2 separate regions of the Homo sapiens genome follow, and region 2 is linked to region 1. A link is a loop called in an ENCODE intact Hi-C map of the cell type or tissue named here. Cell type or tissue: ascending aorta. All regions are shown on one strand. Each heading gives the region's core, and the rest is flanking DNA. Links, peaks and the distances in the headings are about the cores only. Region 1 overlaps LOC124902196 (a long non-coding RNA gene). Region 2 overlaps LOC105376126 (a long non-coding RNA gene).

Region 1 (12,835 bases), core at 3,069-11,068:
CAAAAGCTCTTAGAAAATAACACATTTTAAAGTAGTAAAATATTTTAATAAATAAAAATTACAACATTTGGCTAGGGGATATTAAAAATATTTGAAACAATGAAAATGTATAATCTTTTCCTGAATTGATAAAACTGAATATTAAAACATGTTATTTCTCAGAATTGACAGACTTTTCACTCAACTTAAAAAGCCAGACACCTTCTTATAACTTAATAAAGTGATTCTAAAGTTCATTAAGACTTGTTTCAACTAATTACATTTTTTGCAAGAGTATCATATAAAGAAATAATGTAGATGAGTGGAACAGAAAATTCTACAACCACATGGATTTATTATTTAATAACAGTGATATGTGATATTACACCTTAAAAAAAAAAGAGACTCTATTTTATCCTAAGTGTATGGAAAGCCATTGGAAGAGTTTAAACCGGAGACTAATATAGTGATTTACATTTCAGAATGATCATTTGGTTATTTTACAGTGAACAGTCACCAGGTGGTGGCAAGAGTGAATGCAGAAAAAACAGGGCAGTCATTCCAGTATTGGAGGCAAGGACTGGTGTGGGAGCAATGCAGAGAGGGAGAAATGTTCAGATTGGGGATAGATTTTACAGGTAGGCTTTAGGGAATTTGCTTATGGATTGGATGTGGGTGGGGAAGATTTGAGGAGGCAAGAAGGACTCCAAGTTATTTGCCATGAGATTCTGGAGTGGATGATGGTGCCATTTACTGAGATAGGAAAGCCAGAGGTTGCAGCAGGGTTTGCGTACTTGTTTGTTGTTTTGCTTTGGGGTAGGAAAAAACCCAAAAACCCAAATCTGTTTGTTTTGTTTCTGTTTTTTTGTTTGTTTGTTTGTTTTTGAAACAGAGTCTTGCTCTGTCGCCCAGGCTGGAGTGCAGTGCTGTGATCCCCGCTCACTGCAAGCTCCACCTCCCAGGTTCATGCCATTCTCCTGCCTCAGTCTCCCGAGTAGCTGGGACTACAGGTGCCCACCACCACACCCGGCTAATTTTTTGTATTTTTCGTAGAGACGGGGTTTCACCGTGTTAGCCAGGATGGTCTCAATCTCCTGACCTCATGATCCACCCGCCTCAGTCTCCCAATCAAAAACCCAAATCTGAACAAACAACGATAGCGTACTTAGACAACTGGGTGTGGCTGATAGCATTGGTAGAACTTGTGGATGGGCATGATGCTGGGGAAAAGGTGACATGGAGTAAAAAAATCAAGAAAACATCATGTCTGCCTCAGGCATGTCGTAGACAGCCACAACACGGGAGTCTGGCTCAAACTTGTGAATTTTCAAGCACGCCTGATATACTCAGGTGGAAAAGCTCTAGATAGTTTTGAAGTTAAAAGCTCTGAAGCTCAAGGGAGATAGCTTGATGGATTGGAGAAATTTAGGGAGATCTCAGCATAAATGGGGGAGAGAGGGGATAGCCTGGGAGTTTATAGTCTAAAATGGGAGGAAGGGATGAAACATTGTGGGGAAAGGAGGATTCCTGATGGGGCCTGAGCACTCAAGCCCTTGTGAAGTGATATAAGGCCACTTCCAGCCTTGGAAAGGGGGTGATCTGGTTTGGCTGTGTCCCCTCCCAAATCTCATCTTGAATTGTAGCTCCCATAATCTCCACATGTCATGGGAGGGACCCAGTGGAAGGTAATTGAATCATGGCGATGAGTTTTTCCCATGCTGTTCTAATGGTAGTGAATAAGTCTCAAGAGATCAGATGGTTTTATAAAAGTCAGTTCCCCTGCACATGCTGCCTTGCCTGCTGCCATGGAAGACATGCTCTTCCTTTGCCTTCTGCCATGATTGTGAGGCCTGCCTAGCCATGTGGAACTGGGATTCCATGAAACCTCTTTTCTTTATAAATTACCCATTCTCAGGTATTTCTTCATAGCTGTATGAAAATGGAACTAATACAGGGGAGAGAGAAGAAGGGGTGGGGAAGAAGAGAAAGATGATTGGGAAAATTGTGTTACTTCACCAATTTGCAAAGGGCTAGCTTTTAAGCAGAGATGACAGATGACATTTATGAGTGCTTCTTAAACTGTTCTTAGCATTCCCCTTGGGCCTACTGATTTGGAATCTTCTGGAGCAAGGCAGGGAATTGGCAGTTGATTTCTCTGATGGACACTAAAGCTCGTGAATGATAATGCCGAGTTTCAGATGCCCATGAAGGTCTCAGGTCCTCACGTGAATGGCTTGTGCTGTTCATACTTACACACAGTGGAGCTCTGTGCTGTTGGTTCATGCTTCTAGATCATGCCACAAAAGCCTGTCTTAGTCCAGTGAGTCCTGAACCCATTTGATCATGAGGCTCATCTGGAACTCTTGTTAAAACACAGATTTCCAAGCCAAGTTCCTAGAAATTCTGATTCAGTCATGCCAAGGTCTGTGTATTTAACAAGTTGTCCCCAGGTGATTCTCGTGATCCAGCAAGGTTGGGAAACATTGCTTTAGTCAAAGTTTTTTTCTGTCTCATATGTGAAAATCTAGGAGCAGATCAGAAGCAAAGGGCAAACAAAACCCCAGCTGAAGAAGCAAAGTAATTCCCAAAGTCTTCCAGATGTTTCCCTGTTTGTGAAGCAAATTCTGGTTTCATTAGCGGCCTCACTTTCATTTATGCTTCTGGTTGAGTTAACCATTCAGATAATAGAGTTCTATGCAGAGACAACGTAGAGAATTATCACTTAGATTATCAAGCAAGAAACAAAAAAGCAGGATGCAAGAGAGGTAGGAGAAGGAAGGAAAGTAGGGAATTCTAAAATCATTTTATTAAAGAGTAACTAGAATAGATTTTGTTTTGTTTTGAGACAGGGTCTCACTCTGTCACCCAGGCTGGAGTGCAGTGGTGTGATCATGCCTCACTGTAGCCTCTACCTCCCAGGTTCAAGTGATCCCCCCACCTCAGAATCCTAAGTAGCTGGGATCACAAGCACACGCCACCACACCTGGCTAATTTTTCTTTATTTTTTTGTAGAGACGGAGTTTTGCCATGTTGCCCAGACTAGACTCGAACTTCTGACCTCAAACGATCCCCCTGCCTTGGCCTCAAAAAGTGTTGGGATTACAGGCATGAGCCCCCACACTCAGCCTAGAAGAGATTTTGACATGATATAATATTATAGTATCTCTATATAGTTCCTTCCTCATGTCAATTTCCCAAATAATTTCTCAGCTTTCTTATAGAATTATGGATCTAGTTTATAACTCATTAATTAATTTACAATTCATTGCCTAACACAATTAAACAAAGGGATCTACTAAGCCTTCTCAAATCTATACTGTTTTGCTCCAACTTTCCTCCTTCCCCATGAAATATGCATTTGGGAGTTGATTAAAATACCCATCTCCCACCACTCTACTCAGTTCCTGCTTCAGATATCAAATGTTCAGCTACTGAGATTGAATAGCACAGGAAGCAGAATTGACTTGTTTCTGAATCCATTTGACTCTTAAGTTTCAGAGAGCAGGCAGCAAATCTTTGACTGCAAGGAATTTATTCAAAAATTTCTTTTCATTTTTACTACAGAGTTAGAAAGCTCAGCTACTGAGTTCAAATGGTGAAAATTTGGAGAGCAAGAGTTGAGAGAGCAAGAGATTACCACAATGTTATCATTAGTGCGGAACACAGCACCATATCAGCAAGCATTCTACATACAGTAATGTTTGAGACCTGGGTCAGATTTGTCAGTTATTAAATATTTGAGAAAACAACAAAAGATTGTCATCTCTAAAACATTCTTTTTTTTCTAGCTGCAGCTTAAAAATCAGGCATTGGGTTGTTTTAAACATGAATGAACATGGAAAGAAAACATAGATATTTAGCATATTATGGCTCCTGACACCGTCCCCGGGGCACTTTCAGTAACCACAACACAGGGACCCTGTAACCTTGAGCTTCAACCATGTTTGAAGACTGCATAAAGGGGTCTTCTACTCAACCTAATCTTAGACTTGGGATTTTCATGATGCTTCCCTTTCACCTTCTCCTTTAAAATCTTTTTATCAATACCTTGTCTCGTTTTCACATATAATATTCTTTACACATGCCCAGCTATTTCTTTATTTTCTTTTTTAAAAAGAGTAAATGCAAATAATAATCTTCTGTTTTAAAACCTTCTCGGTTTTTGAGCCTATCTATCTGGAATTATAGAAATACCCTGTCAGTTTGGTTTCCAAGCCTCCTGCAGAGTGAGACAGGGTCTCACCCTGTCCCAGGCTGGAGTGTAGTGGTGTGATCACGCTTCCCTGCAGCCTCTACCTCCCAGGCTCAAGTGATCCTCCCACCTCAGAATCCTAAGTAGCTGGGACTATGGGTGCATGCCAGCAAGCCTGGCTAGTTTTTCCTTATTTTTTGTAGAGACGGGGTTTTCTGTGGACCTCTCTGGGCATTCTGGTTGCAGTACATTTAGTAAAATGCAGCACAGAACGATGTGTGAAATGCACCTGCTGATGTTGGATGCTACACATGCACTGCTAAGAGTGTATAGCTGTTCCTTTGGAATGCAGAGATTGGGAACCTGAGGCACACGGAACACAGGAATCATAAATGTTGCTCAGAGAAGAATTCTGTGGCATGGGCACTTCAGAAGGAGCTAGTTTAGGGGTGGATGGGAGGGCACGGAATCCAGGTAACCAGGATGTGAAGAGGAATTGGTCAGAAACAACAGATATTTGAGAACAGAAGTGGATAATGGGAGTGAGGGGCGATAGTAGTGACAAATGGCCGTGGAAGGGCCACTGGCAACAAAACTTGCCTACTTCATAATTTTCTCTTGGTCTCAAGTCAATGTTATAATTAATAAGAATTTCAAGACTCAGCTCAAAGTTTAGAGACTCGAGAGAGATGGTTTGGGCTGGGTGCAATGGCTCATGCCTGTAATCCCAGCACTTTGGGAGGCCGAAGTGGGCAGATCACGAGGTCAGGAGATCGAGACCATCCTGGCTAACACGGTGAAACCCCGTCTCTACTAAAAATACAAAAAATTAACCAGGCGTGGTGGCGGGCGCCTGTAGTCCCAGCTACTCGGGAGGCGGAGGCAGGAGAATGGCATGAACTCGGGAGGCGAAGCTTGCAGTGAGCCGAGATTGCACCATTTGCACTCCAGCCTGGGAGACAGAGTGAGACTCCGTCTCACAAAATAAATAAATAAATAAATAAATAAATAAAATTTTTAAAAAAGAGAGAGATGGTTTGGAGGCAAGCATGAGTTTTGGAAATGAATTTTGAGTTCTGCATTGCTGGCTATGTAACATGGGTACAGTTATCCAGCTTTCTTCAGCTCCCATTCCATCATGCAGAAAATAGGGATAGAAATTCCTTAGACATGGGATCACTGCAACAATTAAATATGGTGATAGCTATAAAACTTTTAACAAAGTGCCTGGCCCATGGAAAGCACTAAATAGTTAACCAACCCTATTATTGTTACCATTGTTATTATATCTAGGCAATGATTAAAGTTGTGAGTTTAAGAGAATCCCATTTCTAACTGGTCAAGTACAGTCTGTTCTCCTGCAGTGTGTTGTTTGTGTAATGTGAAGAAGTTCACAAACAAATGGTAAATAGGGAAATGCCATCAGTGTCATAGGAAAATCATGTTAGCTCATGCACAAATTTTCCTGGAAAAGAGGAGACAGAAAGGTAAAAGTAGGATTATAATCTTCGTAGGAAAGGAAAAAATCTCTTAACTTGGCTGCTGCTATCATAGAAGGAGCCCTTTAAGCTATGTTTTTAAAAAAATGAGAAACAAGTTTTTACAGTCAGGCTTTCCTCCTTCCACCCCATGTCAAGATTTGGGCTCCCAACTCTGTGCTGCTCTGGTCTCAGGGCAAGTTGGCAACTTAAGAGTAACCACTTCCGTCCAGACTGGACTCAGCTTTTGCAGCTCTGAGCCAATCCAAGTATTGCGGCTGTCTTCACCCTGGCAGTTTTATTCACTTTTAGTGTCTGTCACCAGGAATGTTCATGATATCTTCCCCAGGTTCCAATCATTGCTTTCCTTGGTGCTCTAGATGAAAAAATGCATGGACACTGAACACTTTGCCTCTTCCCCTTCCTCATCTTTTTTTTTTTTCATAAACTTCGTTATATTTGGTGCAAAAGTTTACAAAATGTGGAGTTTTGGGGGGAATGAATATGTTGCTTTATTTCAAAAATACCTTAAGTGCCATAGGACCTAACGGGAGATCCACTGAGGAATTACTTATCAAACTCTCCTGCAAAATAATTCAAGCCTGAAACTACAGGCTCCAGGTGAAGATCTCCCCTCCATGTAACTCAGTTAATGTCAATGATTGTGGAGGAAAGTCAGGAAGAGTGGAAAGAGATTTTAGAGAAACAACAGCAAGAAATGAGAGGAAAATATGGAAAGTGCTTCTGAGATTATCTTTCTAAAATATAGCCATAAATCATGAAAACATTTTATTCTGTTTTGCAATAGCACACCCACAGACATTCTTTCCAGTTGACTTTTTGATTTGAGGGCTTGTGGGTCATTCACAAAGTACAGCGTGTGTGTGTGTGTGTGTTTGTGTGTGTGTGTTTCCATTATAACCTTGGTTCAACTAAAAATGAAGTGGGATTAGAGTCAACAATCTCTTTGAGTAGTCTGAGAGGCTGGAGCAGGAGCATTGTGATTTAGTGGTTAGAGCTTCTATTAAAGGAACCCTGACAAGGTCATTGTCCTCAAGAATATAGAAGTTTCAGTGAAGACAAAATTTAGGGCTTTCTGTGGCCTTTGATATTTCTATTTTGTTATGTTTTTGTTTTTAATCCAAAGGATATTCAGGATTTACAGTTACTATCATCAGGAACCTCCAACAGATTACCTTTTAAAGCATTAGCAAAGGAGTTAATGTGTGGGCAAGCTCCTATCTCAGGGTGTCAACCTTGCTACTCCCCTCTGCCTGGAATCTGCTGTACTTGAGTATCACACGGTGTATGGGCGAGGCACTCACTGATCACCTTTCCCCAGGCACTCCCTGTCCTCTTTCTTGATTTACTTTTCTGTAGAACGCTCTTACCAGTTAATGCATTCCATATTAATTTTTTTGTTTATGGCTAGCAATTGATCCAGAAAAACTGTTTATAAATTTCGAGGTTATCCAAATTTAAAAGCACCAATTTCCTATTTGTTTTTTTGCTAGGTGAGAAAACACTTTTTACCAGGAGAAAGAGAGAGACAAAGAGAAAAAAGTGGAGAGACAGAAAAATATAGAGACACAAAGAAATAAAGAAACATAATTGGAGAAAATACATTTTTGTAAGCCTTGTTCAGATCCTTCTAAATTACATACCAGAGGCCACCCTAGGCCCAAGATTAAATCATGAATATTCTTAGAAGGTAGGCTGAAAACATATCCTCAAAAGCCACTTTTTGCTTCACAGGTATTGAAAAGGTAACACTTTTTCCCACTCTTGAAGGCACTTTAAATTATAATTAAACCAAAGAGTTTAACATGGATGCTGCACAGTAGTCACTGCACTGGAAAATATACAGCCTATGTGATTTTAGAGCAGGTTTGTAGAACAGAAATAGTACACAATTTTCACAGATCAGCCACAGACAATTTAGGTTAAAAAAATTGCTCAAAAGAGTTGCACTTGAAAACATACTCATAAAAAGGAATGAACTTCGGATACACGCAACACGCATGAATTTCAAATGCATTATTCTAGGTGAAAAAGTCACACTCAAAAGTTTACCTACTGTGTGGTCCTATTGATATGACATCTGGACTAGGAAAAACCATCAGGACAGAAAACAGATTAGTAATTATCAAGGCCTGGGGTCTAAGGAAGGGATGGGTACAAGGGAGCATGAGGGAACCTGTGAACTTGTCCAAACTCATAGAACCATACACTAACAAGAGTGAATCTTACTGTATGTATATCTGCATAAACCTGACTTTAAACAAACTAAATAGCAAACAATAACGATGACAATAAAATGTATGCCCAATAGAAGAACCCAGTAAGAGTGGCTGTCTCTTAGATGGTGAACAGGAAGACTTGGCACAAGGGTGCCATTTTGGAACTTCTTGGATTTTATGCCATCCATATATTCTTCTCACTCAAAAATGTGAAAGTAACAAAAATTGTGTGTGTGTATACACGATACTCTACTGATTCTAAATGCAAGCTTTTTCATATTTTAATATCTCTAAACTCAGAGTGCATCTGAGTACCATGTCACAGGTTTTTAATTTCTTAGCGGTACACACAACACTGATGTGTTTTAGATTTTTTTTAAAAAATAGCCTATTTTCCAGGATTGCCTGCTAGTTCTCTGTTAGACAGTGGAGTTGTCAAAACTAACAAGGTAGCTAAAAAGAGCGCCCGAAGCAATTCAACTCACAGTGTCCCTTAGGCAGATACTATTGTAAACTATCAAACAAGCAAAAAAAAAGAAAAAAAAAAAAGAAGAAGAAGAAAGACAGAAAAAAGAAAAAGAAAAAAGAAATTAAAGAGGTGCTATTCTCTTTATTTTAGAAAGAAAATATCTGAATAGCTCGCAAAATGAATGAGTCATGTGGCTTCTGCAGCAGCCCAAGTGGTGGAAATCAGACTGTTCTTGTCCTCGGGAAAACAACACTAAGCCACATCTGTGATGAGCCAGAAATCAGTTTTATGTAAAAGAATATGTGAGGGAACAGAAAGGGGAAGAAGTCTGGAAAATCCATGGCACAAACCCACAGCAAATTCATCCTGAAGTTTGCACGTGTCACTTACCAATGCGAAAAGACTGGAATCAAGACAGCTCTTCAAGAGGCCTGAAACCATCATGCACTGAAATCAGAATCAAGGACCTCCCTGGGTTTTACACACAGTTCCAGCTACAGAAAAGTTTCAGGATAAGTTAGTATCCACTGGGACTTTGCAGACCAGAATAAGAATTACCCACCAAAGACCATACATGACATGGAATCAGAAAGCTTCCAAATTCATATGGGTGTTTGTATTACTTTGCAACTAATTTATCACCAAGCCTTTTATCATATATCACTAGACATTTTAATATATGTAGGGTTCCATTCTTTCCTATCCTGTTATTTGCTAAAACATTTCTAGCTTCGCCTATCCCATTTATATCCTTGTCTAACCCTCTGCCATTTTCACATAGATTTGGGGGCTTTCGAGATACGGAGGTTGGAGGAAATGGTGAAAGGCATGGGGGAGAAAGGCAAGCGGTGCTTAAGGCAGGGCTGGAGGGGAAGCCTCAAAGATGTTGGACACTTCTGGGAATCTTACGGGAAAGAAAATGGAACGTTAACTGTAGTGAGTTTTGTACATCCTTAGTAATAAAAATAAAGAATGTGGGTAATTGAAAGATTATTGTGGGTTTAATCAGATGCATTTTCTGACTGTGCCATTGCTCTAAGGCTGTACCTCATGGATCATGGTTTCAAGTGAGGCTATATCAGGGGCTATTTTCTAGACCATGGATTAACTGTTACCCTAGACCTAAGTTAAGAGTGCATTTTCCCCATGGCAGGCAGATTTTTGGAAAAATGGTATAAAAACAAAAGAGTCAATTAAATCCAACCACTGATGACTGCCAGAATAATCCTGAAGAGCTGAAGATATGTTGTAAAGACAAATAATACCTGTTGCGATGAATGGTAGAATGCAGGAGAGGTGAACTTTTGTAGTGCTGTGTGAGTTTTGTATGACAACAGTGTTTGAAACCCATTTTGAGAACTGGTAAGCTCAAAATTAGTTTTCAGCCAACATCTTCTGACACCCAGGTTCTAAAATATTAAGGTACTTTGAGATCAAGAGAAAGTACGTGCAGGAAATGCCCAGACTAGTTGGAAGTTATTGCCCTATTCTATCAGATGATGTGTTGTGGCTGTGGGACTTAAAATTAAGCAGACTTTGGAATTGCTGGTACAAGTACTCACTGCCAGAAACTTAAGAAATTAGTGGTAGATATTTTGCTAAGGCCTGGAGAATAAGAATGAGGTTAGAACATGCCTTGGAATTGCTAGAAGGATAGCAAGACTTGGAAGTAAACAGATGTTGTCATTTATGGAGAGTTTGTTGGGCCTCACCCTAATGTTGCTTGTTGATTGTGGGCCTACATTTTTAAAAGACCAGTCAGAGAGAATGACACACCATAGGTTACCAGGAGATGAATTAACTGTTATATGGATGAATTTAATGGGGTACCTCTAATCACAGCTGTTCTGCCACTGCATAATGAACATGACTAGCCCTTACCATAGTCGATCTGCTTTTGGATACTGTGAAGTTGGCAGTATTTGTCTGTCTTAACCACCATGTAAGGATATCTGTGCCCACCACCCCATCTGTCCCGTCTGTCCCTAGTAAGCAGGAAGTCTGAGTAAGGGAGTAGAGAATCCAAAACAATGCATTCTGACTTGGGAAGATCAAAGAAGGTCTTGCTAAGATGTGAGATGTGAATTTTGAGCTGAAACTTGAAGAATAAGGTTCTGTGAGGTGACAAATATGGAGAGAAGCATCCCCAGTACAGGACACAGCATTCTCTAAAATATGAATATGTAACTGTGTTTGTTAAATTTGCAGTACATTAACGCATTGTGTGTGTGTGTGTGTGTGTGTGTGTGTGTGTAATGCAGTTTTCTCTAAGAACATGAAAATAGTGGACCATAGAGAGGATAGTTGGGGAGGCCATGAAGGACTTGAAATACCATCCAAAGGCTGTAATTTTTTTCCCTACTTTCTCAGACATTTCTCTCTGGGCAGCAGAGTAGCCTAGTAAAATGCTGACGTTGCATGAGCTAGAACGACCCCTGACTACTTGCTCAAAGGTGATTTAACTGCCTAACCCAATGCTGAGCAGTGAAAACTTGTCTGTGTCTAGGATTCTAATGGCCAAGACTCAGACGCCCTAGGTAAAAAGTATGTTGAGTAAGCTAATGTAAAGTTTTTACGTGGGCCAAATTCTAACTGTGGCCACATTCTAAACTCCCCTATATCTCTCCCCTGAGTTAACTGAAATTAACAGTGACTCACCAACCATCAAAGGGATTCACAGGCTTTAAAAAGATGAGCCATTAATGAAGGCATCTCTATATCAGCTTCAAATTGGTGTTTTAAATCTTAGTTGACTCCTAGGCATTCAAGTATGAGGCAAAGGGGATCATCATTTGTATTAAAAGAGAAATCCCCAAATCAGAACTGGTTTAATTCCAACCTAATTTTGGCTACTTAAGGAGAGTAAGAATTAAAGAAGTAACAACCAGTTTTTAGTGGATCTGAGAATGAAAAAGTTAACCGTTTGATTTCATTGGGGCCTATTCCACATTAGTTTATTTGAATCTTGTATTCCAGCAAAGGCAATAAGTTCCTATGAAACCAGTTCTTAGTATTAAGCTCATCCATTTGGTGCCTCTGCCAACTGTATGGAGTTGTCTCATGAAGTCTGAGTGAGATGTTGTCTATTGAAGTGCTTTAGTGTATTGCATGATACAAAATTGCAGCTCAATAAAAATTGATCTTATCAAAATTTGAAAATCAAACTTAATGCTTTTAAGAGAGCAGTCATTTCATCTGAGCCTCACCACAAACCTGTAAGTAGAATCATTCCCATTTTACTGATGAAGAAACAGTCTCAGGTTTGAGGTAATTCCCAGTAATCACAGCATGACAACACAGATAAGAAGACCAAGCTGCTAAAATGCACTGGCTGTGGTTTGCTTGCTTGTTTTGACATATAAGCCCCTAAAATATATTTCCTAAAAGATATGTTTATGTCTGTCTACCCACATTAACCTAAGTGCCCCAAAAGGCAGTTTTCACATCTGTCTTGTTCATGTCTCCATTCCCAAAGCCTAGCACAGTGTCTGGAAGACAGAAGGTTCTCAATATTCGTTAAGTGAGTGAATCACAAAATATCCTTTTATCTTGATTTGTTCTCTCCTTGGATTTCTTAGTCTTTTCTGCTATTCAGAAGCTTAGCATTAATCAAATGGACACCTATACCTAGATACCCATTAGCAGGTTTTATCTCAAAAGAAAAGCAATGTGTGACTGAAGTCACACATTTGGATAGTTTTGTTTTCCACACAGCAGAAATGAGCAAATGGGCATGTACACTGTAAAGCCACCATGAGAACTGAGCTGGCATGGGGAGTTCACTGTTGTGGTAATATTGTTGTGGTAATAAGCTCACACTTCTGGCTGCAGCCAGGCTTTGGGAGAGGATCTGAAAGTGTTCCTTCAATTCCACTTGTCTGAAGATTGCTGGGATGCTTCCCCACCAGCCCGTTTCATCTTTCCCTTCCCTGATTCATCTTGAAGGAGGAACTAAGCAAAGGATGAGAGCTTCGTGTGGTTGATTATGAGAAAGTTCAAGGCAGCTGTTCATTTAGAAGCTGTAGAAAGAGATTGCCTCACACGCTTACATTTAAGGAAACATAAGCCTGGAGTAATTCATTTTCCAGTAGAAATTGTCCTGAGTCATTTCATTTTAAATGGGAGCCCCAGTCACAGTTAGGGATGAATTTAGCAACAAACAACATAAGGATTTTTTTCAATCTCAGCTTTATTTTCTGAAACTGTCTTTCAAACAGCCAGAAAACAACTTTAAGTTTTGAAAGAAAGAAGGAAAGAAATAAAGAGAAAGATAAAAGAAACACAAAATGACTAATGTTTTGAGATTTAGGGGCAAATTCCGTGCCCTATGGCTGAATCTTATACAAAATAGAGAAGTATTGAGATGCACTTGCAAATACGGAAGTTCGTACCTTTATTTAATTGGGTTAATATGTTTAATTTATTTTTTAGCCAGCTGGACAGTGGGATTTAATCTGACGACATGCACAGAGATGTG
Region 2 (12,835 bases), core at 2,562-10,561, 140 kb after region 1:
AGAGATGGGTGGGGGAGGAAGCTATTACCTGATTGATTTTGAGTTATAATCATTAGGTTACATTAATCATGCTATAAGGCTGTTGTTAGTCACCAGTATCCACTTTCAGACACATGGGAAGATGTCCTTTCTCGCTCTCTTTGATGTCAGGTATGGCAGTGCAAGTTGCTCTGGCCAATAGAATGTGCATGGAAACAACATATGGTAGTTAATTGTGGTTAACTTCCTAGACTATTCTTTCCTTGTTGCTACAGTCTTGGATGCATGTGTTAACATGGAAATGCCATAAGAGTGAAGTAGCCTGGATTGCTCAGAGGTCAATCATGGAGGACAACTGTTTGCCCATATTCATGGAGGGCTATAGCAGAGAGAGAAAACTTCAGGTGAGCTACAGAGACTTTGGGGTTGTCTACTACTGCAGCATTGCCAAGCCTATCTGACTAATATATATGCTTATTTAGGAACTTAGAAACATCAACGTGCACACATAAATTTTGTGTGTGTATGTGTTGTGGGGTGTATGTTTGTTGGGTATGTGTTTGAAACAGAGAGAGAGAAAGAGAAAGACAGGATTGATTTATAGTGAGAGCTTGATTTTAGAATAAGATACAAGTTCCTTAACTGCTTGATTTTAGCCAGTTTGGGACTTTTAGTTGTAAATTACGCAAATGGATATATAAGCATATATAAACAAATACATGGCTTACTTAAGTGTTTATGCACAATATGAAACATATTCTTATGTTTTTGTTTTGCACTGGCATACAAATGTACTATGGTCACTCAGAGTTGTCTTCTACAATCCACAAATAATATTTGAAAACTTGAGCTAACTAGTCAATTAAAAGCTCTAGGCAAACTTCATCTGTAAGATGCATTCCAGATTACCGTCTGAATCATGGACAATGTACACTGTACATTCATACCAACAGCATAAGAAAAAGCCAGAGCTAGGTTTAGTTTTATATTTCCTGAGTTTTCTTGATTGCCGTCTGATCCTTGATGTTATTCCAACATAGAGTGATTTTTAAAGGAGAATTTAATTTGATATAAGTCTGAATATCCTTTGGAATGCTAAAAACCAGCATTACTCCAGCAACCCTAATGAAAAACACAAGTTCCGTGTACCAATTTGTGGTCAGAGCCAGCATTCCAGCCCTGCTCTCTCGTGGCTGCTAGTACTCCATCGTGTTCCTTTTCCCAGCCCTTTGCTTTTCTAGCTAAAGATGTCAGAGGCTGTGGCCCACATGGTATGCTAAACAGCCCACTGCTTACAGAAGACTCTTACAGCTCAAGTGCAAACACTTTGAACTTATAAAACACACCACCATCACTACCATCAGCACCACTAAATGGAAGTCTCTGAGGATTTCCTATTAACATCCCGACAGATAGATGTGCACTTATTTTAAAACAACCTACATGTGCACACAGATGCATTTCCATATAGATTCAAGACGAAAAGCACAGCACCTTCCAGAAGAAAACTCATACAATTAGGCTGAGGCTGATTCACTCTCATGTTTTATCACCGGTGTGGAATGCCAGTAACAAGAGCAATCATTTGTTTGTGAATTCACGGAAGACTGGACTTTCACACTGGAAAGGGACTTCCCAATGAATAGCAATGGGGAGACTTGCTGTGTATTAGCATATTTTATCTGCCCTTGTTTTGAAATTAAACAGAGTTGTGGTTGAAAGGGGAAGGCACAGATTGCCACTGGGCTGGCTTTTTAGAAAAGTGGCATTTGGAATGAGGTTTAGCTAAGTGGGCAAATTCTAAAGTTAACTCTTAGGATTCTTGGGCTTGCAGAAGACATTTTGCCTCCTCGTGTGATAACAGAATCTTCTAGTCACTACTATTCTTTCCAGAAGGCTACTCGTTCTTGGATACAATGCCTCTCTGTTTTGACTGGAGATACTTAAATATAAATCAGGAGAATTCTAAGCTGTAGTAAAGGCTAATCTGCAAAGCTGAATTAAATTGTATTCCACATGTATTTACTGAACACATATTGTGTGCCCAAAGCTAGTCTAAGCACCTTGGGGTCAGGGGAGTGGAGGGAGAAGATAGATGGATGGATCGCAAAATTGAGATTGAGATCAAGATCAAGATGGAAATAGAGCGAGAGGTAGATGCATAAGACAATAAGAGAAAATTCAAAGTACTATGTCATTAAAACCAATGAATATTCTAGAAGTTCTAAGAAAAAATGATGAGCATGAGCTGAAATATTCAGGGTGGATATCAAGAGGAGAGGTGAGCCTACATCTAAATTTGACAGAAAAGGGGAGGATTTGGATGGATAAGGAGCAAGCATTCTGGAACTGGGAGTCAGTTACTAAGCACAATAAGTGTGTAGGCTTTACATTGTCAAAGTATAATCTTCTAAACATTAAAAGCATGACTCATAAAAATATGAAGTGCATAGCTTTCAAAGTTCTACTTAGCTCATTAATGGGGGAATCAGTATATTGTAAAGATGATTCAACAGAATGTACAAGAAATCAAAGTACATGTTGTTCATTAGAGTCAGAAGACTGAAATAAGATTGCTAAGTCAAAAACAAAACTGGTTAATGTTCTATGGGACAACAAAAACTGTAACATTTGAGGTTCCCCTTCCTACTGGACAAAAATATTTGCTTCTCTACTGTAAAAAGATCATTTGCAATTTGACAATCTCTACTGAGTTAAAATAAGTCCACAGAGTCTAGATTCTAAGCAATAATAATAAAAGTCAAACAAAAATACATCTCTCTGGAGAACCAGGTACTCCTTATGGAGGCCTGTTTGACAGTGCTCTCATTTAACATTGAAAGGACACAATATGGACAGGATCTACAAGTTTGGAGTACTTTTTAAAACAGTATTCAGACAGAAGGGAATTCTAACCTTGTTCCAGCATTTGCCCACTGTATGATGTGGCAATGTGCCTTAATTTCATGGTTCTTCAATTTCTTTATCTATAAAATATAGGCAATAATAGCTCTTGGCACACAGACTTGTCATAGGGATCAAATGAGATAATATACAATGTCAGAGTTTTGCATAATGCCTAGCACATAATGGCTAGGGTCAAGATACATTACCTCAGATAAATAGGGAAGGATCACCAGCAAAATCCCACAGATGCAAGCGACCACGGTGTTTGGAGAGCACTGGGTGGACCAGCCTGGCTGGAGAAGAGAACAGGGAAATAGAGAAAGATAAAATAATAGTTTTTAGTCAAGATTTGTGTAGATCTAAAATAACTTTTAGAAATAAGAAAAGGACAGAGAAGTGCACAAACATTTTGAGAAACCTGGGTTTTATTCCGAAGTCCATTGAGAGCTACTACCGGTATTTTTTTGTGCCGCATAATGACACGGTGAATGCAGAATTTGGGAAAAACTAACTCAGCTTTCTATAGGGCAGTGTGAAACAGGGAGAGTCTGTGGTTAGAGAGGAGAGTTAGGAAGTGGTAAAGGGTTAAGACGCCAAAAGAGAGGAAGGAAATGTACATGAATACTACAGTGTGAAACTGAAAGATTGTGGGAATGGTGTTCTCTTTGATATTAGTAGGCAGCTTAGGAAAAGAAGACAGTTTTAAAGTGAAGATGAAGAATTCCGTTTGCATCTACTGACTTTATTTGGGACAAAGAGATATGGATGTTGAAATGTTCCATAGACCATGGGAGACCAGGATTTGGATGAGAAATTAATGGTGGAGATATAGCTTTAGAGGTCACCCATCCAAACATGATATATAAAGCCTTGAAAGTCAATGGACAAATCTAGCACTGAAGAGGAGACAGCAGAGGAACAAGAATGATATGTGTGTTCTTTCTTTCTTTTTTAAAAAAAAGTTGTTTTCCAAAGGATAAAAACATAGCAGGTCATTGGAGAGAGCGGAGGGAAAGCTCTAACACTTTGGAATCGAAAGTAGAAGAGTGATGCGGGAAAGAGAAGAAAGCCAGCCCTGTTGAATAATCCCCAGAGCTGATGGAGGACGATGGAGGCAAAACTCGCTGAGTTGAGTTGACCTCCCCATTAAATGGAAGAAACTCTGGAAATACATGGAATACATTGGCTTAAATCCACTCTAAGTTATAAATAACCCACAGGAGAGAGTGTTTGCTGGTGGAAGAGTTTGCTGGGAGAAAGGAAACATTAAAGCATGGGGGAAATTGAAGGTGAGGAGATTGGAGCATGCGGTGCCTTAGGCTTGGTCTCCTTTCAAACCCGCTCTGGGACAAGAACGTGAATGCAAGCAGTTGATTTAGGATGTGATCCCAGGAAGGACCAGAAAAGAAGCAGATATTGGGCCAGGGATGGGAAGAAAGTCAATGCAGGGTACATTAATCAGCAGGGTCACACTGTGGGCAGCCAGGACTCAGTCCTGCTAGGAGCCGGGGAAGGACTGTGAAGAACCAGTTTGAGAGCCATCCCAGCTGAGCAGAGACTCTTCGGAGTACTCAGTCACCAAGTCTAGGCTGCTAGATGAGAGATGTTCCTGGATTTTAACTCTCTGGTACTTTTGGTCTACTTGTGCCTGCAACCAGAGAAAGCCCTGAGGAGAGAGCATAAGGCTGGCAGTAAGCAGCCTCTGGTGTGTCCAAGAACAGCAAGTACTGAGGGGCTACGGGTGGGGCACCCACAAGGTTTAGAGAGCAGATGCTGCAGCCAGACTGCCTGAGTGTGAATTTGGCTGGATTTTCTGCCGCTGAGTACAACTCGGGGCAGGGCTGCTGGGGTCTTCTGATATAGGTCCAGCTCAGCTTGCTTCTAGACCGGCTTCAGAAACCTAAAAGAGTCAAGTTACCTGTCGGGAGCCTGATATCATTATTACTCACCACATTTTGGTCACTTGCTGTGTGTCAGACATTGTACAAGATGCTTTCTACGTGACAGAAACCCCTGCCTCTCCACACAATCTGCTCTCTCCTTACAATCTGCTCTCTCCGTCCTCAGTGGATGGGGGCTTTGTTACTCCGGCATTAAGTGGCACAGATGAGTTAGCCTCACTCCTGAAGGTTCTCCTGTAAAGATGATTAATATTAAGAGATGCTATACTCTAAATACTCCAGAGACCTAAGGATCTACAGATACTTTTTCAGGATCGACTGGGGAATGACGGTTGTCACGGTGTTGAGAGCGTTGCAATGTTCTTATCAGACAATCACAAACACACGCTGAATCCAGAAGATGCTGGACCATAAGGCATTTCTTTTCACACCATGCAGGTCCAAGAAGTCTTTATTCTCTACTCTTTCTCCCTCTTCTCTCCCTTCTCCCCCTGTTAGTTTTCGGCTTCTCTGGCTTCCCTTCATAATTCTGGCTCTGTCATGGAAGCACATGGCAAAGCTGGCCGTGTTTCCTCTGGAGTATTCCAGGTCCACTTGGCTGGCCCTCTCCTTAGAACCACATTCCTGGGGTTATGGGGAGACAACAGCTCCCTGTCATTACTAGCTGAAGGGAATAGTAGCATCCTTCATTAGATCCTCTCAACCTTGCTCATATCTTTATAGATAGTCCCTTTATCAGCCTCACTTCAAATTACCCAATGAGGGTTTATCTTCTGTTCCTGCAGGACCCTAACTGACAATACAGCACTCAAGTAGACTACAGGCAATTCCGTGGCAGAAACCCCACCTTATGCTTCTCTCTGAGCCTGTCCTTGCAAAGATACAACCACAAATGTTAGTAGAGATTAAAACTGAGGTTCAGTGTGGACTCCATCAGAGGAGCATGACTGTTCCTGGAGAAAAAGCATTTTCAGAAGGGGCACTGTAACTTCATTCTTTTACTCAACAAATACTGAAAGCCAGGCACTGTTCTAGGTGCCAGGAAAATAGTATGAGCAAGACAGAATTTCTGCCTCCAGGAGTTATATTCTAATGGAAGGAGTGAGTCAGAACACACACTGGTATAAATTAAAAAGACAATTCCAGATAACGCTAAGTAGAATTTTTAAAGTGCTAGAACGGGAGGATACTTAGTTAGATGGCTAACTAAGGCTCTTATAAGTTCATTTCCAAGGTGATTGGGCCCCTTCGTTAGCATAACAGAGACACCCTATTTTGAGGACTTCTGAAATCATTGAGGGTAATTTTAACAATGCAATTCAATGGGAGAAGGAAAAATAAATCATTGAAATTTGGGTATTAATGTTAAAGGGACTTATTTGGACCCCAAAACAGGACTGTACATCTCTCCACCCTTATCACTGATGCGCCTCTAGTAGTCCAAGAAAAACTGTGTCATTGAAGAGTTGCTGCAATTTTTTCTTCTCTTATGGAGACTGTAACTCTGATCAAAGTGATATGAAGATGCTATTCTTTGGCTTCTGCAAATAGAATGAAAATGACTTTTGGCTGTGGGTATGTGAGGTTTTTCTCAAAATGGAATGTGAGGGCGAGCACTAATGTGCTAATAAACCTCTGTTGGCAGGAAAGAGGTTTTGTCAACGAACTGTGAGAGAAGCAGAATATAGTCCCAAGAAGTTGCAAGATGGGGTCTGCTTTACAGGAATTGGAATCAAATTCAAACGTTTTATGGTTCGGCCATTTAAACATTGACTTAAACATTTGGACATGTATCCATCTCTGGTCTAGCCTGGAGCCACTATAACTTTCACATGAAATCCACTGCAAGCTACTAATTACTGTCTTCACAAAAACCACAGTGCAGGCAGTAGCTGAATTCTGCAAATGGGTTTTCTGCTCTCAAGGAATAATGCTAAAGGGAGGAAATTTGTAGATACCCAGGACCCCTACCCACAAGTATTTCCCCAAAACTTATTAATTTAATCCCAGGGCTCTCCTTCCCTTCTCTGGGCCCCATAGCTACCAGCTTCTCTCATCCTCAGCTCTCCGGCTTCTTCCCTAACAGCACATGCATTATAGTTTCTAGAGCAAGCTGGCTCAGGACTGTTAGAGGTAATCTCAGTCGACTGTGGCACCTTAAGGATGGAGCCCCTCATGGTGGCTTTTGTCAAAGTATTTAAACACTTACACGTGCCCAGCGTGTTTGAATTCTTTTCTAAGGAACTTACCATTTGCCTAATAGAATGACAAAAGCTTGGTAGCATAAGATCTGTTCACATCCTTGATATATGAAAGGCCATGGTTCTCAGACTTTTTAGTCCCAGTGCTTCTTCACACTCTTAAAATTATTAAGGCTCCCAAAAAGCTTCTGTTTTATATAGGTAGCGTTTATTGATGTTTTCTATTTGAAATTAAAACTGATAATTTTTTAAACTTACTTAAGATAACAATAAATATATTACATGTTGTCATAAATATCATACTTATATGAATAGTAAGTATATTTTCCAAAACCAAAAATATTTAATGAGAAGGGTAGCATTGTCTTACTGTTTTGCAAATCTCATTAATTTAATATCTGGCTTATTAGCAGATAGCTGGATTCCCATTTCTGTTTCCGTATTCAATCTGTTAAAGTGCTGTTATCCTTTCCCAGTTGGTGGGAAAGCAGCACCATGGGGTAGGAGTGCAGGGGGCGGGGGAAAGAAAGAACTTTCTGCTAATCCCAAGAATGTGCCATGAGATTTGGAGAGTGAAGGAAAAATAGTCTTGAGGTGTTGCAGTTTCACAGTTTTACCCCTTGAATCTACAATGTCAGATTTCAAATATTAGAACTGGATGGGATAAAATGGAATGTATTAACGGCATTCACCATGACCTGGATAAGATTAGAGACTATTATTCTAAGTGAAGTAACTGAGGAATGGAAAACCAAACATCGTATGTTGTCACTGATATGTCGGAGCTAAGCTATGAGGATGCAAAGGCATAAGAATGATACAACAGACTTTGGGGACTTCTGGGGAAGAGTGAGGGGAGGCGAGGGATAAAAGACTACACATAGGGTGCAGTGTATACTGCTTGGGTGATGGGTGCAACAGGTTCTCACAAATCTCCGCTAAAGAACTTACTCATGTAACCAAATACCACCTGTACCCTCAATAACTTATGGAAAAATAAAATTAAAAAAAGAAAAACAACTGGATGGGAACTTAGAGGTCACATGACAAACTCTTCAGTCGAAAAAGTAGATTGACTTGATGACAAGTTATTGGGGAAGTGAAGCCAACACCTAAAGGTGTAGCATAAGCACACACTGATGAGTCCCAAGAAGCAAGAAGGGAATGGAGCATGTTGCACCACTCCCCCTCCCCCAAGGACCTCCAGTTTTTTCTTTATTGCTGAATTGTTCTCTCCAGCAGCATTGGTCTCCATCCAGTGAATATATGTTCAGCTAGCCACTTAACAAACTCAAGCTGTGGTTTTAGGGCTGATAAATAATTATGTTAATTAACAGGTTGGAGGAAAAATATGATGTTATTCCCGTGGAATGCTCTGAAAAGCTGGAAACACTTAACTGCAAAAACTACATGTGGTGAAATAACCAATAATTTGCTTAAAAAACCCACATCTGGTTTGCTGGCTCAAAGCAGGGGTTAACAGTCTTTCGAGGGCAGCCAGTGTCAGAGAGGGGTCCCAGGATAAACAGCCAAGCCTTCACGGCAGGAAATATGCTTGTTCTTATAGCACAAGCATTTACATTGGCTTCTAACCAAAATGAAACGTACAAAGAATTGTTTGGTTTGTCTTTTTCTTTTTTCTCTTCATAACATGCAGTTCAAAAATGCCTTTCTCATATTTGTATGCTTGAATATGGGACAGAGGGAATAGTCACAATAGAATAACAAAATAATTCGTTGCTCCAAACTTCTAAAAGAATGCAGAAAACACACCATGGTAATAAAGAATAGACAGGTTTAATTCATACATGCGTAATTATTTATTATCCTAACAGACACTGATTTGATACATAAGTACTGAGCATCTTCCTTGCACAAGACACAGATATGAAAGTTATAACTCATACACAGGTGAGCCATCTGTGATCCCAGATCTCCAGGAAAAAGTTAGCTCAGAAGAGAGAGTAACACATATCTACAACATGTGGATAATACAAATCCCAGTGTGATATGTGTCATTAAAGAGAGAAGTAAAGTCCTATAAGTGGCTTGAAGACCGGAAGTTTCATGTAAGATTGGAAGCGTCCACAAGGTTTTTTGTCAATAGTGGTATTTCAGCTGAGGCATAGAAGATGCCTATAATTCCAACAGATGAAAATAAAGGCAGAATGGCATCGGGCTGGAGCACCCCAGCACATCTGTAATAAAAGCAAGAAGCAGGGGACTGTGGCTAGAATGCACAACAGATGTAAAGAATGTGGGGAGGGGACAGGCGCAGTGGCTCACACCTGTAATCCCAGCACTTTGGGAGGCCAAGACGGGTGGATCACCTGAGGTCAGGAGTTCGAGACCAGCCTGGCTAACATGGTGAAACCTCATCTCTACTAAAAATACAAATATTAGCTGGGCGTGGTGGCACATGCCTGTAATCCCAGCTACTCGGGAGGCTGAGGCAGGAGAATCGCTCGAACCTGGGAGACAGAAGTTGCAGTGAGCCAAGATCGTGCCATTGCACTCCAGCCTGGGCAACAGAGGGAGACTCTGTCTCCAAAAAAAAAGAAAAAAAAGAATGTAGGGAGGCTAATCAGAGAAAAGCAGTCATTGGAGGTGCCCATTGGAATATTGATCTGGCAGCAATAGCGCTGGGTATGCTAAAGGGGAAACAAATAAGCCTAAGGACCAGAAAGATATTCTCAAAACTGTGCGGGAAGTCCGTACACTGGTGCTGTATGTTCACCATTATCTGCCAGATATTTATGTAACATGACAACTGATTGGGCCAAGGTAGGGGAGGAACTGAAGATATTTTCATAGGCTCCATCTGCAGAGACTAACTAAGAAGATGTGCTTAAATTTCTGGCCACCAGATAGATAGATCCAGCAGGTGGCTAAAAATTCAGGTAGAGAGGCCAGAACCACAAGGGCAGGGGGTATACGTAGGAGTCAACAGAAGGAAGAGCACAAGGGGAAATGAGAAGCAGTCTCCTGTGGCCACGGGGGCCTCTTCCAATTCCCTCCACACTGTAGCCAGAAAGAGCATCAGGAGATGCAGATTTGACCACAGCATCATCCGCTAAAGGCTTTCCATTGCTCTTGCGATACACATCAAAGTTTATCACGGCCCGCAAGGCCCCACAAGTTCTGTCTGTTCTGTCCCCATCTACCTCTCAAGCACTACCTTCTCCCTCCCCTCCGTTTGTGCTTCAGCCACTGTGGTCTTCTCTCCATCCCATGGCCTGCTAGGTTCCCTTCTGTCACAGGGCCTTTGCCCTGCTTAAGAACATTTGCTGTCATCAGTTGGCCTCGCTACCCTCTACATATAATTCTCAATTCAGTGGCCTTTCTTTAGGGAAGCGCTTCATACTTCTTCTGGTTGGGTGGGTCAAATCTTTACATTATATTCCCTCACAGCATCTTATGTTTTCTCTTTCCAGACATATTGCAGTTGCAACCATGTATCTTTTTGTACAATTACTTGATTTACAAAGGTTCCCACATGAAGCTATAAGTTCCTGAGGACAGGGTCACCGTGGATCCTTGATTTTCAGCACTTTACTCCTGGTATTTAGTAGGCTCTCAATGCATAGTTGTTGAGTGAATGCATACTAAAGAATGATATAAAAATGCTCTCACCTGCGTTATTCCACTCAATCTTCAACAAACAGCTATAAGGTGGATATCACAAGTTTAGCTTTACAAACAGAGAGGCTTTACAATGATGCACCCCTCTCCACCTCTCAGCACCATATAGAAAGTCAGTGGCAATGTTGTGGTTTTGACTCTGTCCACCACACAGACCCCACCTTGGGAGCAGAATCCAGGTCTCAGATGCCAAAGGGGCATCAGGGTCTAGATGGCCACAAGTGCCAAATGCTGTAGAGGAACCAAAGGAGGATGGGAACAGGGACACTGCATTGATTTGGGACATCATAGTAGCCTTCTAGAGGGTGGTGGCAGAAGAGTGACAGGTGCAGAAGTCAGACTGTGGGCTCTTTAAAGTAGTTTGAGTGAAGGAACGTTTTCAGGGAGGGAGAAGGAGTTGCAAGGTGATTAGAAAAAGTCATCCAGTTTGTCGAGAGGGAGGCTGAGAAAGAATATTTGAGGACTAAGAAGACCACAAGCAACTTAGGGTAGAATCTTCTCCAGGATGAGTGAAAAGACAAAACAGAACCACACTTCCTAAACAAAGAAATCGAAACTCTATTCCAAGAAAATTTATTTAAAAAGTGTAAATGGCAAACGTGTGGTTCTGTTTATTTATTAGTAATCAAAGATTGAAAAGTTAGATTAGAGGTGCCATTTTTACTTATCAAACTGAGACTATTTTTTAAAAGAAGGATGCTTGCGGTTGCACTACTATTTATCATCTGATGTGTTTAATAAACCTCACAGAGCATCAGGCTAATGTCCAGAGGTTGTGCTGGCCTTCATTGAGGTGGAGAGTAAATGTGATGGTGTTCTAAGGGAGGAAAAAACATCGGCTCTCTCCCTTGCCCAGCAGGTTCTTCTGAGGAAATGGGAAAAGCCATCTGCTGAACAAAATGCTAGTCCATAACATGGTGTAAGAATGGATGATACGCTCTCTGGGTGGCAAAAGGCCTCCCTAATTTTAAAGCAAGAGAAACATATAAAGGTATGCTGTCTATACAAACAGTAGTTATGTATAACAAATATTGCCATTAAAATAAAATAAACCAGTGGAAGCTTTCAATTTAAAAAAATGTTTTAAGAGCATGGTTATAATTCACTGATGGAGGCTTCTGATATTCCAAACAAAATACCTATAAAGACATATCCAATGAAAGAGGAAAACTTCTTACATTGGAACGAATACAGGCAATCAACCTAATGTTGGTTGGAATTAGGGAGGATTTCTACTGCTTGAAGAACTACAGACCAGTGTGTGACTGTGTTTGCCCACCTGAAACCAACTACCCCATCTGTCCCACAGGGCTCCCTGTGTCCCCTACCATTCACCTCTTGGCTGAAAGATGAGGACCTCCACCAACTTGAAAACTCTCCCTCTGTTGTAGGAGTATCATTTTTGAGGATGACTTCTATCCCCCACATCCAGTTGGTATCTCTTTCTCATCAGTAAAAGAATATAACACAAGGGGGTTGTATACAGTGCATCCTAGGAGCTGTAGGCCTACCCAGTAAAATGCTGTCAAAATAGGCCAAGCAGCAGGGCACGCAGAGGAAGCGGGCTTTGTTGTGTACTCTGGCATTGGCAGTTGTCAGAGAACAGGCAGAGAGAAGGAAAGAAGACCCCTCCTAAGTCCAGCAGAACCTGACTGAGCGGAACCGGGGCTGGGCCGGGAATTGTAGATGAGAGAATTCTTATCTTGTGCGTGGATAGGGAGCAGACAAGTGCAGGTTGGTACCTTGGCCAACAGGCCCTGGGTGAAGAGACAGCCTTCTCTTCATCCTAAACTGGAAAAATGAGCCAGAGAGACACAAGACACCACAAAGTAAGAGAACTGGAAATTCCTCCTAAAGTAATTCTGAAGAGCAAACATAGATGTGTCCAAGAAATAAATAGAATAGAATACGCTACCATTTTTGCTTATCAAGTTGGCAAAAAAAGTTTAATGGAATATTTAAAAGTAATAAAGTTTTTAGAAGAGACAATGAAAACAACATTCTTATACACTATCATATACATTATCAATGGAGACATAAATTTCCAGAAACTCTCAGGAAAAGATTTAGGTGTACCTATCTTCATCATTGCAATCTTATTTAAACAACCTTATGGCCTAATATAGAAGAAGGATTAGTTTTTTATAGACGTGTTTGCATAATAGGCCATTATAAGGATATACTCTAATTTATTTAATGATGTGG

The links. A loop is a pair of places that touch in the nucleus more often than their neighbours do. Peaks named below come from ENCODE experiments on the same cell type or tissue, not always from the same donor. Only the 100,000 strongest peaks of a DNase experiment are listed, where the experiment ranks them.
Region 2: it touches region 1 in a loop (2.6-fold over the local background); 1 of 110 quality-filtered maps calls a loop at or near these places.

What each region holds. Positions count from the first base shown.
Region 1 is chr9:87,057,572-87,070,406 of GRCh38, forward strand. LOC124902196 (a long non-coding RNA gene) reads left to right here. Exons shown (of 2, transcript XR_007061638.1): 2 at 8,509-9,346. Among named protein-coding and RNA genes, the nearest start is that of LINC02893, 22 kb to the left of the region's middle. In ascending aorta, for the core only: no CTCF peak of the experiment used is centred there; DNase peaks (open chromatin) are centred at 5,870 and 6,540; H3K4me3 peaks cover 825 bases; H3K27ac peaks cover 1,747 bases.
Region 2 is chr9:87,193,101-87,205,935 of GRCh38, forward strand. LOC105376126 (a long non-coding RNA gene) reads right to left here. Exons shown (of 15, transcript XR_007061642.1): 13 at 4,836-5,021; 14 at 3,093-3,179; 15 at 2,850-2,966. Among named protein-coding and RNA genes, the nearest start is that of LINC02872, 51 kb to the left of the region's middle. RefSeq lists an enhancer at 6,760-7,261. In ascending aorta, for the core only: no CTCF peak of the experiment used is centred there; DNase peaks (open chromatin) are centred at 4,528 and 5,796; H3K4me3 peaks cover 1,039 bases; H3K27ac peaks cover 1,745 bases.